Regions from separate parts of the Homo sapiens genome. Here region 2 is linked to region 1. Evidence: chromatin loops called from intact Hi-C (ENCODE). Cell type or tissue: dorsolateral prefrontal cortex. All regions are shown on one strand.

Region 1 (2,500 bases):
CAGGCCCACAGGGCCTGAGTAGTGACCAGGGAGAGCAGGCATCCCACCTCTGCACGTGCTGAGCCCCCTTTCTGTGCCAAGCCCTGGGCCACAGCAGCAAGCAGGACAAAGCCCCATCTTGTTCTCCTGCAGGAGACAGACATTTAACACATGAATGCGTCCATAAATAATCTGAGTCCAGCTAATGGTGGGTGCTGGGAGGAGACGAAGCTGGGTAGGGGAGTGACTGCTGCATAGACGAACTTCCGGGCACAGTGGTGGGAGTGCCGAGCAGTGCTGGGAGAGCTGTCGGGGAGGCGCAGGGTGGAGGGGGCTTTCCTCGGGAAGTGAGGCTGATCCGAAATCTGGCAGGGACTGGGAGGCCACCAGGCCCAGAGGAGACAGAAGATTCCAGGCAGGGGACTGATGTGCAAGGGCCCCGTGGCTGCAGAGCCAGGGAACATGAGGGCCTGGAAGACACCCGGTGAGGCTGCAGTGGGATGGGGATGGTGGATGCACAGTGCAGCTCAGAGCCACTCCTGGGGATGACCCTACCCGCCTGCAGGCCACTGAGACCCCGCATGAAGGGTCTCATAACGGGGGGAATGACACACCACTTGTGCATTTTGGAGATGACACTAGCTGCCAGGTAGAAGATGCATTGGTGGGGCAGAGGGCTTGTGTTAGCCACTGCAATGTGCAGGTGAGTGGCCATGAAGCTTGAGCCAGGGTGGAGACAGGAGACAAGAGGAATGGAGGGAAAGGCACTTGGGCAAGAGTGCCAGCAGGATCCGAGGTGGAAGGCCGGGGGTGTCCTGTGCCTCACATCCTTGCTTTGCCCCTGCCCCCTGACGGCTCTCTCTTCTCCTCCCAGGCCTGCGGGTGCGCGAGGTGCAGATCGAGGTGTCGCGGCAGCAGGTGGAGGAGCTCTTTGGGCTGGAGGATTACTGGTGCCAGTGCGTGGCCTGGAGCTCCGCGGGCACCACCAAGAGTCGCCGAGCCTACGTCCGCATCGCCTGTACGCCACCCTGACCCCCACCCTGTCCCTGCAGGAACCTTCCCCATCCCTGAGGATGCTGGAGAGGGAACTTCACATCTGTGGGGCCTCCTCCAGCATCCCTGGCTGAGGATGCCCACGGCAGAGACATCCCAGCACATGGATGCCAGCTCAGAGAGGGCTCCTAGACCCAGAACCTAGGCCTCTTTTCATCTACTTCTGTATAAAAGAAGCTGGCAGCTTCCTCCCCCATCCTGAGCCACTATATGCTTAGGATCCCAGAGTCAGGGAGGGAACCCTGTTCCCCCAAGTCTGCCTAGTGAGACCCCTCCTTTGGAGAAGAGGAAATTTCCCAGGCAAAGGCCAGGTGGGCCCATCAACAGTACCCTGGGTCTGCACTGCCACCCAGTGGCTACAGTGTAGCACATCAGGTTCTGATCCTGCCCGCACCTGACTGCCTTGGGACCCTCTCGCTTCTCCCAGACCTGCGCAAGAACTTCGATCAGGAGCCTCTGGGCAAGGAGGTGCCCCTGGACCATGAGGTTCTCCTGCAGTGCCGCCCGCCGGAGGGGGTGCCTGTGGCCGAGGTGAGCGGGGACGTAGGGACCACTGAGCACGGCCCTGTGGCCATGCCTGCAGAAGCCAGGCAGGCATGGTATTTACCACCAGCCATGGTGCTAGTCTCCCAGAGCCCTGCCCCTTTCGCAGATGAGATCGAGGCTTAGCACAGAGAAGAGAACTGTTACCTCTGTCGAACGCAGCAATGCCAGATCCCAGCTGGGTCTGCCACAGGCATAACCCCACGGGATGGGGTGGCTAAGGCAGAAATCCCCAGAACTCAGGGGCTCCTTAGGTAGACCTCCAGCTCAGTCTCTATCTCCTGCCCCACCCAGAACCCAAGGCCCCAGCTTTCTGGATGCGAAAGGATCCCATCATGCGTGTGTGTGAGTGTGTTCTCCCCCACGAGCTGATCACCCCTTCCTGAAACCACAGTCTTTGGATTGCTGTCCTCTCTCGCCATCCTTACCTATGTTCCAGACATACTCCCTGCACTGGTGGTCCAGGGATTAGAGCTGCATCTCAGCTTTGCCCAGCAGAGTGGACGGCTGGGGCAGTCAGGACCCTGACTTCCAGCCTGGGATCAGCCCTCTCTGATCCCAAAACCATGCACTCATCATTCAGCCTCTCCCAGCCCAAACCCTCCTCTGCGTAGTGGGCTCAGACAAATACCCCTGGCCCATATATGCTAGGCACTTAGCACGCTGGTCTCTGCAACAACCCTGCAAAGTGGATGTTACCATTCCATCCCACAGCAAGGAAGCAGGGCTGGGAGGGGCCCAGTGGCCACCTAGGGTGAGGCAGCTGGTGAGTGGCAGAGCTGGGGTTTGGACCCAGGTCTGCCAGACCCGGGGACCTTCTTCGTATCACCTCCCAGGCTTTTCTTCCTGGCTAGCAGAGCTGGGAGGAGTTAATGATGAAGACAGATACTCCTGGCTAGCACCTATTTAGTTAGTTTAACTCAAC
Region 2 (2,500 bases), 740 kb before region 1:
GTATTCACTTCTGTTCCTCTCTGGCCCATTGAATCTGATTGGCTTCTGGAACAGAGGCCGGTGCTGAGTGGGAGGGGCAGTGGTGGGAGCCGGTGGGTAGGGGGTGAGGATTCCATGGTGCTGAGAGAGGGCTATATGTACCAGCCATGTGTTCCCCACTGCTGGCCAGCAATTCTCAGAAACAGCTCTTGCCTGTGGCCCCTGCAGAGGGGGCCTGCCCCAAGCCAGCCCTATGCTCGGCTGTAGCTGTGCACACATTGGGGAAATGACTGATTGGGCCCAGCTTTTGCTCAGGGTCATGGATCAGGCCCTGATTGGGGCAAAGGGTGGATGCCTAGCTGGAAGGCAGGGCAAGGCATCTGGGGTCAATCTGGGTCTAAGATCAGAGGTCATTTGGGAGGGGAGTTTGGAGAGATAAAGAGGCTGCCAGGCCAGGGGAAGAGTGGCTCACACCTGTAATCCCAGCACTTTGGGAGACTCAGGCAGGAGGATCACTTGAGGCTAGGAGTTTGAGACCTCCCTGGGCAACATAGCAAGACCTTGTCTCTACCAAAAAAAAAAAAAAAAAAAAAAGGTCTGTTAAATGTGGGGAGGGGAAGGTGGTTAAGGAGTTTCAGAAGACGGACTTTGGTGAATTTAGGAAGAACTGTTTTCTTCAGGGCCACAGTTAGATTGGGTCCTGAGTCTCCTTTTGAGTTACCTTTGGGTCCCACTCACAATGGTCTTTTGGCAGCAATGAGCTAAGAAGCTAAGTTCCTCCCACTTTCAGAGGATGCTGAGAGGGCTGAGAATGGAAGCTTCCAGTTCAGTCTGGAAGCTGGAGGCCCAATAGTTGAAAAAGGATGCCTGCTTCAGAGCATCTTAGACCTTCCATCCCATGCTGGCCAGGCTCTGTTAGAGAGCCCCTACCTCCCTGACTCCTGAAGCTGATAGGCCCCCCTTCCTCTGAGCTCTGCAGCCCTCGATGTCCACTGCGAGGCACCCAGAGGGCGGAGCAGGGAGCGTGACAGGGCCTGAGCCGTGGGGAGACAGGAGGGCTCCCCCAGAGCTGGCCTGGAGCAGTGTCCTCAGAGACAGCCTGGGAAGGCGCATCAGGTGGGAGGGGATGCATGGCAAAGGCCAGGGGGCCGAAAGGTGCAAAACGAGTTTAGAGGCAGCAAAGGTGGTTCGGTGCCCGCATCTGATGACACAGAAGTTATTGGAGATGAGTTGGTATGGGTGAGTTGGCACTCCTCCCTGGACATTGGAGAGGGAAGGGTAGTTGGGGCTGCTAGAGGTGACTGCTTGACTCTGTTGGCATTGGAGAAGGAAGGTGGCTGGGGCTGTTAGAGGTGGTCACTCTGGCTGCCTTCTGGATGTGAAGTGTTTTTTAATGAGAGAGGAAGCAGAGCCAGCTAGGATTCTTACCCGCTCCCACCAGGTCACCCACCCCCTTTCCAAAGGCCAGGTTGGTCGTGACCTCTGCAGTGGGAGGACACAGATCCCTGAGCCCCAAGGCCCCTTGGAGGGCCCAGAGGCAAGATGTAGAGTCATTCTGGGATATGGCCACCAGGTGGTGCCAGTGACCTACCTGGCCAAATTCTTAGAGGCACTGAAGAGCAGAGGGACTGAGAGGAGACACCCTCTAGTTCAGGGGCTTGCACCCCACATGTCCAAGAGATCTGAGAGCTTTAAACCATGCTGTGGCAGAGCTCCATCCCTAGAGAGTCTGATTTAGTTGGTAGGGGTGTCTTGGCCAGGGCACGGGTCTTGTTTTTGAAGTCTCCCAGGTGATTCCAACACACAGCCAAGGCTGAGAGCCACATATTCTAAGCAGCGGCCCCCAGCTTTAGTGGGCTTCAGAATCACATGTTAGACTTGTTAAAATGCAGGCTGCTGGGCCCCACTCTGGAGCTTCTGATTCTGTAGGTCTGGAGGTCTAACACACTCCCAGATGATACTGATGCTGGCGGGGACCACACTAGGGGATGTATACAATTCACGATGTATACAATTCATGTGCCATGCAATTCACTTATTTATGGTGCACGAGTCCCTGGTTTTTAGTACATTCATAGAGTTGTGCATCCAGCACCACATCAAGTTTAGAACATTTTTCATCACCCTAAAAAGAAACCTCACACCCGCTAGCAATCGCTTCCCCTCCCCCACCATCTGGCAGCCACTGATCTTTCTGCCTCTGTGGATTTGCATGGTCTGGCCATTTCGTATAAGTGGAATCATACACCATGTGGTCCTTTGTGTCTGGCTTCTTTCACTTAGCATAATGTTTGAAGGTTTATCCGTGTTGTAGCATGTATTATTACTGCATTTGTATGGCTGAATAATATTCCATTGTATAGACATATCCCATTATGTCTGTCTGTTTATCAGCTGATGGACATTTGGTTTGTTGTAGAACTTTTTGGCTATTATGAATAATGTTGCTGTGAAAATTCATGTACAAGTTTTTGTGTGAACGTATGTTTTCATTTCTCTTGGTTATATACCTAGGAGTGGA

Evidence for each region. A loop is a pair of places that touch in the nucleus more often than their neighbours do. Peaks named below come from ENCODE experiments on the same cell type or tissue, not always from the same donor. Only the 100,000 strongest peaks of a DNase experiment are listed, where the experiment ranks them.
Region 2: a loop joins it to region 1, with 2.8 times the contacts of the local background. A loop is called at or near these places in 7 of 110 quality-filtered maps.

The regions. Positions count from the first base shown.
Region 1 is chr10:71,283,867-71,286,366 of GRCh38, forward strand. UNC5B (unc-5 netrin receptor B) reads left to right here. Exons shown (of 17, transcript NM_170744.5): 3 at 854-997; 4 at 1,460-1,563. Among named protein-coding and RNA genes, the nearest start is that of SLC29A3, 34 kb to the right of the region's middle. RefSeq lists enhancers at 1,102-1,603, 1,538-1,607, 1,604-2,103. In dorsolateral prefrontal cortex, CTCF peaks have their summits at 1,397 (motif pointing left) and 1,596; a DNase peak (open chromatin) is centred at 1,385; H3K27ac peaks cover 457 bases.
Region 2 is chr10:70,548,496-70,550,995 of GRCh38, forward strand. All of the region lies in intron 18 of PALD1 (phosphatase domain containing paladin 1), which reads left to right. Among named protein-coding and RNA genes, the nearest start is that of PRF1, 53 kb to the right of the region's middle. In dorsolateral prefrontal cortex, CTCF peaks have their summits at 1,547 (motif pointing right) and 1,754; a DNase peak (open chromatin) is centred at 1,546.